Linked DNA regions of Homo sapiens: regions 1 and 3 are each linked to region 2. Evidence: chromatin contacts called from ENCODE Hi-C or POLR2A ChIA-PET data. All regions are on one chromosome and are shown on one strand. The core of a region is the stretch at or near the end of the contact, and the rest is flanking DNA. Distances in the headings are between cores, read along the strand shown. Region 1 holds the start of RBSN (rabenosyn, RAB effector). Region 2 holds the start of OXNAD1 (oxidoreductase NAD binding domain containing 1). Region 3 overlaps TBC1D5 (TBC1 domain family member 5).

Region 1 (3,605 bases), core at 370-2,869, 1.2 Mb before region 2:
AATAAATAAATAAATAAATAAATTGATTTGGGGCCTAAACACTTCAGGGCTTAATAAGTTACATTCTCTTTCTTACTGGCTCATGGCAAAGTCACTTCCAATGTCACCTCATCAAGACACCCAGTCACAAGAGAAATTGAGACAAAACCATTCCACAAAAGCAGAGAAATTTCTCCCCAAGAACCTGGGGATACAAGCCACAGTATATAGTGAGGGGAGATGTGTGACCCTCAGCTTTGGATGGACTGTAGAAGACCACCGAGGAGGGACTGCCTGGTCCTCAAAGCTGAAGGGTGGCAGCAACTCAGAAAATAAACAAATGAGACACCAGGTCCCTATTTTTTCCCTCTAGTTAAGAAACCCAGTGACTTCATAACTTTTCCACTGGAATATAGCAGCCCTAGGTCTGGCCTGTTCCCTCCCCAGCCAGTGGTTCATCTGATGCTGACTCTGACAGCTCCCTTTCTTCCCATGCACTCACCCCTAACGACCACAAATAACACAAAGCCCACCACATCCATGCCACACAACCACCCTTCACGCCTCAGCCCAAACCCAAACCTCACTTCCTCAAAAGAAATGCCTCTTACTCAGAGCATCAGAATGGACTTCTCCTTCACAGCACTCATCTCAATTTATAACCGCAGGTACATACGTGAAGTGACCAAGTAAGACTGTAAAATCTGGGAGGGCACAGACTCTATATGTTTTCCACTTCGCCGTCTCCCCAGGGTTTAGCACAGTACCTGGCACACACAATGAAGCAGCACAATAAAGCTCCATGAATGAACGAAGAAATGAATGAACTCCAAAATCATATAACTAAGCATACACCATAAAGAAATCTAACACAACCACCGAATTGGACCCCACAACCATAACTGAACACATAAGCAAGCCCCTCGCACTCTAAATCACGTAAAAAGTAAAAAAAATAAAAATAAAAAAAATAAATATAGCTACATGTTCTGCAGCCGTACATCCAGCATGAATGTCACCCCGCCACATGCCGCATCGACGACACATCCCACAGCCGCACTCAACCCGGCCTCACGATCGCAACCACAACCCACATAACTAACATGATTATACACACATCGCATGACCACACACAACACGAACGACTCAATCCCGTGAAGCAGACATGACAACGTCACACATCGCACAGACACCACACAAAACACTCCGAACATCTCCACACGAACTCAGAATACAAACGCTTCAGCTTTACACAACCAGAGAATCAAACACAACCGCTCGGGAGACAAGCACCCACCCACTCCACCCACAGCTGCACAACCAAACCCAAGTGTATACGCCCCGCGTAACCGCACAACCACACAGAGCCCAATCATCAAAGGCACACACAAGCGAAACGCACGGCCTGAAAGCCCCATCTCCCACCTCTCACGTCACACCCACCACAACCACACACGGCCCGCCCGTCTCCGTTCTGGAGGAGTCGTGTCCCCGCCCCCCAGACTGGGCCTGACCCTCTGTATGTACCCTGCCGGGCTCCTGCGGGCACCCAGGTTTGTCCCCCCCTTCAGGCCCGGGCTCTGGGCCTCCACCGTCCGTCACTCAGCCGCAGCCGCCATCTCCATCGGTCGCTCGGAACTCGGCAGGTGCGCCTGCGGCGGCGACGAAACCGGAAGACAAGCTGGTAGACGCCTGTCGAGCGCCGAGTCTTCGAGGGCGCGAAAAGGGCGGATACGGATTCGAATAGTGGAGGGCGGGCCGGCGGCTTCTGCGCAGGCGCTTTCCGAACGAGGGAGGGGATGGTGGGGAGCGGAGAGAAAGTGGGGCTCGGTAATTTTGTGCGGTTCTTACGTCCCGAATTCGAACTAATAGCGCGTCAAAGCCAGCCAATGGCTCTGCACCGCCTTGTACAGGTGGGAAAGCTGAGACCAGTAGATCTTTGGCTCTTGACCAAAGTGCACAAAGAATAAGGCAGCCAAGGAATCAAAGTTCCTGAGAGCTAGAGACAGAAAAAATATTCAGGGGACGTGGAGGCGATGGAAAGTCCAAGAATAGAACCACATGAGAGTGGAGACTTGGTATGAGAAGGTGTATCCCGGGGTGTACAGCATGGCCAAGCCTGTGGAAAAGATGGCATTTTCAAAAGGCAGGACGATTGATCAGCCAGGACCTACCCCGTGCCTACGCTGTGCTGGGTACCACGGGGTATAGAGAGGCAAAACCTCATCCCAGTCCCGGAGACCTATTTGCTTTGTGCCCTGCACACGTTCTGGACCTTAGCAATAGCCAGCCTCTAGGAGCAAGAGCTGCAGAGAACGATGGGACGATGGGACGATCCTGGGCCTCCGTTTACATCCCTGCAGTGTTACTGGCCCCCTTTTACAGAAGTAAAATGGGGATGATAATGATAGTCTCCGCTTCACAGTGTTGTGAAGATTGAGGTAATTGCACGGTAGGTAGGTAGGTAGGAGGGTGTCCTGCATATTGGCTTTGCCCATCTCACTTTCCCTGCCTCCAAAAAGTCTTCCCCACCTGGTCTCTGGACAGGAGCACTGAGCCTCCATCACCTTCCATTTAAGGACATGGGGCTCCGGACTTGGAGAGCATTGAGTTTTTGGAAAGCAATCACCAGTGAAAGGGCAGTGAACTAGGGGTCTAGAGATCTGGGTTCTAGCCCTGGCTGTACGTTACTTTGTGGCTTTGAGCAGGTCCTTTCCCCTTTCTTCGCCTGAGTTCTCTCATCTGTACAAAAGAAATTGGCTCCAGTGACTTAGCCTTTTCTCTCAATCTGATGGCCAATTTTTTTTTAACGTTACAACATCTGCAGGAGCGAATAATGACTTCCCTTTGTTTACTGATGGAGACAAGGAAGAGGCTTCCTAACCTGTCAGAAGCAAAGCAACATGCCAAGCTCCCCGTCTCCATCACTAGCTTCTGCCTTAGGTCCCAAAAGCCAGGACTTTGGGAGTAAAACCACCCTTTTGAAAGTCTGAAGCCACCGAGGTCCCAAAACGAGCCACACTTACAGGCAGGACTATGTTTTGGGTAGGGCAATGAACGTTTATTAAACCATCATGATTTTTGCTTGTCATTTTATCATTTACAAAAAACATATTTGGTCGGGCGCGGTGGCTCACGCCTGTAATCCCAGCACTTTGGGAGGCCGAGGTGGGCAGATAACTTGAGGTCAGGAGTTCAAGACCAGCCTGGCCAACATGGTGAAACTCTGTCTCTACCAAACATATAAAACATTAGTCGAGTGTGGTGTCGCTCGCCTGTAATCCCAGCTACTCAGGAGGTTGAGGCAGAAGAATTGCTTGAACCCAGGAGGCAGAGTTTGCAGGGAGCCAAGATTGTCCCACTGCACTCCAGCCTGGGCAACAAAGTGAAACTCCACCTCAAAAAAAAAAAAAAAAAAGAAAGAAAAGAAAAGAAAAAAATATCATATTCATCATTTCATTTGCTCAAAAAAGCAATAGCTATGTGGCCTCAACTTGTAAGTTAATTCTGGAAATCACAGTGGATTGGGCACTGCTCTTGATATTGTTTCTTTTTTTTCTTTTTTCTTTTTTTTTTTTTTTTTTTTTTGAGGCAGAGTCTCACTCTGTCCCCCAGGCTGGAGTGCA
Region 2 (3,730 bases), core at 707-3,206:
TGAACGATCCTTTGCTCGACTCTCTTACCTCATACCCTCATATGTACATGGCTCACTCCCTCACCTCCTTCAAATCTTTACCTATTAAGGCCTTTCTCAGTAAGGCCTGCCATGATCACCCTATGGAAAACTGCAACTTCCTCCCAGACCAGCACTCCTGATCTTCCTTACCGTTTGCTTTCTGTTGCAGAGCACATTTTAATACAAGAATGAATCATTATATTTCTAAATTATAGTCTAAATTATAGCCCGCTTCTCTCATGAGGCTCTGTGCCTCATCCCCACTTTCCCTATATTCATTTTGGACTTCATCCTTGAGAGTGTTAAGGTCCTTACCTAAGATTCCATTCCAAGTACTGAACAAAACTTTGGGTAGGAGTGGGCAGTAATAACATTTTTTTTTTCTATTGTCAACATCCTTGGGTGAAAGATAATAGGGCAACTAAAGACTAAAATGAAATTGTAAAGCTGCACCTAGGAATTATATCTCAAACAAGATAATGCAGAATTCTGTGTATAAGCCAGCACGAAATACCATACAATTGTTCCCTTCAAAGTAAGTCTAGCAGCTCTAAACAATTTTAATTACATATTAAATAGAAGAGAAATATAAAAAATTGTCCACTAAAATAATCTATATACTTTCTATTTAATAAATAATAATTTTCACTAAAGCTAGATTTATCTCTAAAGCTAAAATAAATTACGTAATCTGAACTTTAAACGTTTTAATTTACTATTCGGCTGTTTATCAATGGTGTTTAAAACCTGCCTAAAAAAATACCGCACTTTACCTAGCACAATGAAACATTCTCCTGCACTCATCACTGACAAGCTGATCTAAGTCCTTGCCACTGACTTACAATACCCTTCCCCCGTTTTAAAATTATATCCCTTACTTTGTCATAAATCACTTTTATAATGAGAGAGCAGCTAGGACACGTTGCCACGTCTTCCCCATTCTCCAAATCTTCCTACAACGAAATCAAATACCATGTGGTCAGGATAGCTTCTCTTCGCCATCTCCTCCCCCAAACCTATCCCACCCCTAGATGCAAGTCTCTTGGTGGCTTGCCTTCCCCCCAAGGTGGGTGAGAACCCCAGGGCCTTCAGCGAGAAATGCCGACATCATTTTCCCCTAGAAGCGTCACTTAGGGGAAACACCTAGGAAGGTCAGGCGAGCTTCGGTCGCCCCAAAAGCCCTGGGAAACAAAAAACGAGTCCCCTCCTCGACAGAAATATCCCAGGTTGGGACCCTAAGGCAGGGATCGGGCAGAGAGACAGAGGCTCTCCGCCACCCTCTCCCTGACCTAATCTAAGGCCAGAACTGCGTGCCTACCGAGAGAGCTCAGGGCATTAGTTGGGGTGGGGGGACGCGGGAGGAGGAAGATTCAGCAACGGGAAAGAGGGCGTGGGTGACACAGCGCAGCAAAGGCTACCCAATGATGGAAGGAACGGGCGGAACCAAACTGCGCTTGCTTGGGTGAACCGCCGGGCGGGACCCTGAAGTTACCTTGGTGATGGAGAAGTTATCTCCACATGGGCAGGGATAGAAATACGTCTCCGAGTCCTCGTCATATTGGAAGTCCTCGATTTCCACCTCGTCATGAAACACTGCCATGGTCAGCGGGGGTGGCCGAAGGGGTAACGCCCCAGCAGTCCGAGGCCAGCTCCGAGGGTTTAACTTCGCCGGAACCGGCCTGGGCTCGGCATCATCAGGTCGCGCCGGGCAAGGACTAGCCCTTCCGGCGCATAGGCAATGACGCAACTCCGCCCTGCGCGGCCAAATGGATAACCGGTAGCGGTCACCATGGAGATGGCTGAACTAGGGGCGGAGACACTGGGAAGACTGAAAGCTTGCTCAGCGGGGTCGCGCACCGCTCCTCCTATTGGGCGGCAGCGACCAATAGAATGTGGGGCTCGCCCGCGCTGCTACGTCACGTCTGGGACCGCGGAGTATTCCAGGCGCCTGCAACTAAACGTGGCCGGGTCTGCAAGCTAGGTGCCAGCGGGGAAAGTTTCCCTGCTTCTTATCGTCTGCTTTAACGCCTTAAATAGCCCGCTGAAGGCTGCAGCAGGTGCTAGGTAGCAGCCTCCCGGCCCTCGGGAAAGGCGGGGTGGGGAGGCGAGAGCAGCTTAGCCTCCTCGACCTCCCTTCCTGGTGACGGACGAACAGTTCCCGTAGAATTTCGCTTCACCGAGTGACCTTGAGCCCAGGGCGACGGTCAGCTTGTTAATTCCTGGCTGCAGGTACATTCCGCTTCTTCCTCACCCCAGACGCCTTAAAATACCCTAAATTGTGTTGCTGAAAGGACCAAGCCCTGGAAGGCAGGGATTGAGTTCTAGTCTTCTGTTTGCCAGGCTTATAACATTATTAACGACGATGATTTTTAGTAATAGTAATAACATCACCTTTTATTATTGGGAAGTTATGTGCCAGCTATTGCACTAAGTGGAATTGTCAACTCTAGGAGTTTACATGTTATTCCATTTTATTAATCTTTAAACTGAGGTACAGAGAGTTGGGCATCTTGACTAAAATCATACACCTGGGAAATAATGAAGAGCTTGTCTGTCTCCAAAGCCCAGGAACAAATTACTTATGTGAGTACCAGTTTTTTCGTTGTGAAAGAAATGGTGTCAGTAGGCAGGTTTATCAGTGTGAGGCCTATGTATGCCTTGAAGCGAAATGCAGATAAAAGGCATTTTTGTCTTGAAAGCAGTGCTAGTGCCTGTTTTGGTAAAACCGATTACATTGGGTCTTACTTAATTACTAGGCATTTTAATATCTTAGTAGAGAAGAAATGCATTGTAGTGAAAAAGCACTTTCGAGAGAAGATCTGGGATCGGAATCTTGAGTTGTTGATTACCTCTGGCAACTGGATATTTACATTCTTTGGGCCTTATTTCCTCTTCTAAGAAAGGATTGGAGTAGAGATGATATAAGATCCTTTTTAGATGTAATGTTCCACTTTTGCACGGAAATTATGAGCTTTACTTGGTTCAGCAATGATATATAACATTTAGTTTACATTTACGTAACACATATACATAATATATCCCTGTGCACTTTTGAAGAAAACATTACAATGACTACTAAACTTTACATTTATTCCTAAAAGGGCGGATCACGAGGTCAGGAATACGAGACCAGCCTGACCAACATGATGAAGCCCCGTCTTTACTAAAAAATACACAAATTAGCCAGGTGTGGTGGTGTGCCTGTAATCCCAGCCACTCAGGAGGCTGAGGCAGGAGAATCTCTTGAACCTGGAAGGCAGAGATTGCAGTGAGCTGAGATCACGCCACTGCACTCCAGCCTGGGCGACAGAGCTAGACGCTGTCTCAAAAAAAAAAAAAAAAAAAAAAAAGAAGTAGGTCATAATTGTATAATGCAAACTATATTTGATGAGTGCTGTTGTATATCAGGCCAGAAGGAGTTGTTTATTGGCAATACCAAACCTCCACCTCTCTAGGTTGTTTGACAAGGAAGAGAAGGGGTCAATGTATTAGGATTGATTTTAGTAACACTGTTGCTTGCCAGGTACTTTGGTAGACATTTTATTTATTCCTCTCAGTAATCCAGTGAGGTGGCGTGGGTAATGTTAAAATGGCAAGAGGAGACTTGCTGAAGATTAGAAAGCAGGAAGGAGTCACACCTGAGCCCAGTTCCGCTGATTTCCGGTCAAATACTCTGTGTATACTACTTGTTTACCACTAAGGTGTCTTT
Region 3 (3,746 bases), core at 369-2,868, 1.1 Mb after region 2:
CTGTGGAGACGGTTTTGCCATGTTGCCCAGGCTGGTCTCAAATTCCTGGGCTCAAGTGATCCTCCTGCCTTGGCCTCCCAGAGTGCTGGGATTGAAGGCATGAGCCAACACACCTGGCCCAAGAAAGCTGCATCTTTAAAAACTCACCATGGAGATACAAGTAAGAAAAAGAATAATTAAATTATGAATGAGCTACCTAAAATGTTAACTACAATAACTAGAAATACAAAAGATCAAATATTGAAGATGATAACAGCATATCAATAGGCAATCAGATAAACTTTTAAATATGGTCAAAGTTACAATTATAAAAGTCAGTTAAAGAAATTTAATCATTTAATTCAAGAGAGGGAAAACACATTTGAAGAAAAGATGAGACTATTTGGCAATAGCTTATAAATATGTTAATCTGCAAATGATGTTATAGATGCTGCATATATATTTTTAGAATAGACCTTGATAGACCAAATAACATACTTCTTTGGCATCTAATATGGAAATGATATTTTATCGTGAACTCACTATTTCCACCATTTTAAATAATACTGAATTTCTTTTAATGTTACAGCTTTTGAAACATGGCAACATTTGTTCAGAATAGACAATTCAAGTTCTAAATTAGAATGCTGTAAATGGAAATTCCTTGATTTACCTTTTGATTATCAGTTTTTTCAGTAATAAAAATGGGAATAGTAACAACCTCATTAGGTTAAGATAAAGAACAATTAATTGAAATGATTGCAAAACGCTTTGAGGCAAAAAAGGGTGACATAAAGGAATATTAAAATTGGCTGAAGAGGAAGATAATATTTAATACAGTGACGTATCCAGATCAAATAAATTAAATAATGATGGCAGAATCACAGCTCATGAAATCAAATTATCTTGTTTAAACTCATACTAGAAAGTTGATAATATTATTTTTTGAAGTGTGCTTATGTCTGTGAAAATTTAAAGATGTTTGAGATAATTACTAAAATTGAACAACACTGATCATCAGTGATAAGATTCACAATCAATGATCATTTATTAAGCATCAACTTGGTGATAACCAGTGAGACAAAAACAAGACTAGGTCCATGCCTTCAAAGGGTTTACTACTAGGTTTGAAAGGTAAGATCTGGGCTAACACAAGAGCTCTTGTACATACTGCTTCTCTTAATGACACCAATAATCCTGCATTGTAATTTTTTTTTCCTGTTTTCTCTGTAAGCTTCTTAAGGGTCCATATCACATTTATCTTGGCATCTCTAGTGCCTGGTACACTAAGGAGATCAATATAAATGTATTGAATACACTGACAGATGGACCTAAATAAATAAAAGACCAAACAAAATTAAATAATATTAAAAAGTTATTAAGAAAATTCTATAGAACACAGACTAGGCACAAATGATTTCCAATTGCCAAGACTGGAAAATGTTTCATAAACTTGGGTGATGAACTCAGGCCTTGAATGGTTAGCTGTTAGGAATCTAACAGGAAGCAGAGGGAAGCAGCATTCCAGCAGAGGAGAGCATGAAAGATTCCAAAACATTGAAAATGGAAAGCACAAAACCTGTTCATTGAATAATGCCAGAAGCACTTGTCTAAAAGGGAACTGGGTATGTATTAGAGAAACTGAGTAAGTCCATTCTTCTTCAGGGCACAGGGAGTCATAGAAAGTTCTGGATTAGGCAAATAGAGTGATTATAAATCTGCTTTGAGTAGAGTGATTAGGCTGTTAACACATGGAATGGACTGGAAGTGGAAAAACACTAGATCCCAAGAAAACAATTAAACAAGTAAGTGACTGTGGGCAGGAGGTAAAAAGGATCTGAAACAGAGCAGTAAAAACGGAACAGAAACTTATGAATGTGAGAAAACTACACATAATGATCCCCTAATTTGTATTTTGAAACATAAAATACATATCCCCAACCCATCTACCTACTCCTGTCTTTATTACTACATTTTTAGTCTAATAAATCGCTAACATTACCTAACTTGAAATACTCCAATAGACTCCTAGTTGCTTTTCCAGCTTCCATTCTTACATCCACCTTTGCCCCACTGCACAGCAGCCATAATTATCTTTGTAGGTATCATGCCACTGCTCAATGTCCTCCAAAAGCTTCCTATTGCAATCAGAATAAATCTTTACTTTTTACTGTGGTCTACAAGACTGTCCTGGCCTTTGCTCTCCTCTCAGATTTCCTTCTCTAAAGCACTTGCTCTAGCCGAACTGACTTCTTTTTGCTCCTCTAAACACTGAGCTCATTTTCATTGAGAAACTAACCTTGCCCTAGCTACTCCCTCTGTCTACATGTTCTTGCCCTAGTTCTTCAGATGTCTGGCCTTTAAATTTTTTCACATCTCAGCTCAAATGTCATCTTCTCAAAGATGTCTTCTCCAATCACTATTCCTAAAGTAGCCATCCCACTGGCTACTCTCCTTCTAGCTATCTAGTTACTCTGCCTTATTTCTTCAGAAAAATGATCACCCTCTGTAATTATTCTCTTTATCTATACATGCTTACTGTCTCACCACTCTCCCCGACACCACACTAAAATATACAACCTGTGATGGCAGCATCCTATCTGTGTTATTCACCACTCCACTCTGTCCCCCACAGTGCAAAGGGCAATTATGGAACATAGCGATGCTCCATAAATATACATTTTTTCAAAAATTCTTATCACAAAGCTAGAAAACAAGTAACACTTTATAACCTTATCTGGGCTGTACTTCTTTTATATTATTAGGAAATTCCTCATAGACTGAAATGAAAATCATATATTTTAGATCATATAGTACCTTATAAAGATGTAAACTAAATTTATACAAGCTATTCAGCTTTTACAATTAAATAATTTGGTGGACTTAAAATAAGACTAACCGCCTTACCTCACAAGCTAAGTATTTGCCAGAAAATTTATATAGAAATGACAAGGAGACTTAATCTAAATGTGGAGAGAGCCATGGGAGAGTCTTCAAGAGAATAAGATATGGAACCCTCCTGTGATGGTTAATATTGAGTGTCAACTTGATTGGACTGAGGGATGCAAAGTATTGTTCCTGGGTGTGTCTGTGAGGGTGTTGCCAAAGGAGATTAAAATTTGAGTCAGTGGACTCAGAGAGGCAGCCCCATCCTCACTCTGGATGGGCACCATCTAATCAGCTGCCAGTGTGGCTAGAATAAAGCAGGCAGAAGAAGGTGGAAAGAGCAGGCTTGCTGAATCTTCCAGCCTTCATCTTTCTCCCACGGTGGATGCTTCCTGCCCTCGAACATCAGACTCCAAGTTCTTCAGGTTTTGGACTCTTGGACTTACACCAGCAGTTTGCCAGGGGCTCTTGGGGCCTTCAGCCATAGACTGAAGGCTGCACTGTCGGCTTCCCTACTTTTAAGGTGTTGGGACTCGGACTGGCTTCCTTGCTTGTCAGCTTGCAGATGGCCTATTGTGGGACTTCACCATGATCATGTGAGTCAATACTCCTTAATAAACTCCCCTTTATATATACATCTTTCCTAACAGTTCTGTCCCTCTAGAGAACGCTAATACATTTCCCTACTATTCTATCAACTATAGGGCCTCCTAGCTACCTTCTTTGGGTCACTGGTTTGCCATTTTAATTAAAATCAACTAGTAGAGATACATTTTAAGAAAAACACTGTATGTGTGTGTACATACACACACACACATGTATGTGTATAATATACATATATATGTATGTGTATAATACACATATATATGTATGTGTATAAT

Evidence for each region. Hi-C counts contacts between places; a loop is a spot of excess contacts on that map. ChIA-PET counts read pairs that join two places held with the same protein, here RNA polymerase II (POLR2A). Pooled maps may share reads with other maps.
Region 1: a loop to region 2 is called in a map of CD4-positive, alpha-beta memory T cell, with 14 times the contacts of the local background. The contact joins the promoter of RBSN here to the promoter of OXNAD1 in region 2. A Hi-C loop is called at or near these places in 2 of 168 maps with a recorded cell type or tissue (CD4-positive, alpha-beta memory T cell and naive thymus-derived CD4-positive, alpha-beta T cell) and 10 of 50 pooled maps. POLR2A ChIA-PET finds 5 or more read pairs at or near these places in 1 of 52 experiments (T-cell).
Region 3: a loop to region 2 is called in a pooled map, with 4 times the contacts of the local background. The contact joins the enhancer-like site here to the promoter of OXNAD1 in region 2. A Hi-C loop is called at or near these places in 5 of 37 single-sample maps with no recorded cell type and 4 of 50 pooled maps.

Annotation. Positions count from the first base shown.
Region 1 is chr3:15,097,529-15,101,133 of GRCh38, forward strand. It overlaps RBSN (rabenosyn, RAB effector), which reads right to left and starts at 1,620. Exons shown (of 14, transcript NM_022340.4): 1 at 1,507-1,620; 2 at 591-746. RefSeq lists a silencer at 408-487 and enhancers at 825-1,689, 1,578-1,707.
Region 2 is chr3:16,263,256-16,266,985 of GRCh38, forward strand. OXNAD1 (oxidoreductase NAD binding domain containing 1) reads left to right here and starts at 1,957. Exons shown (of 9, transcript NM_138381.5): 1 at 1,957-2,250. DPH3 (diphthamide biosynthesis 3) reads right to left here and starts at 1,688. Exons shown (of 3, transcript NM_206831.3): 1 at 1,514-1,688; 2 at 900-974. The coding sequence starts at 1,621. RefSeq lists an enhancer at 1,520-1,829.
Region 3 is chr3:17,397,558-17,401,303 of GRCh38, forward strand. All of the region lies in intron 8 of TBC1D5 (TBC1 domain family member 5), which reads right to left. Among named protein-coding and RNA genes, the nearest start is that of TBC1D5, 340 kb to the right of the region's middle. Within about 2 kb of position 1,619, at least 3 of the 41 ENCODE cell types and tissues checked have a DNase peak (open chromatin) inside an H3K27ac peak, as active enhancers do.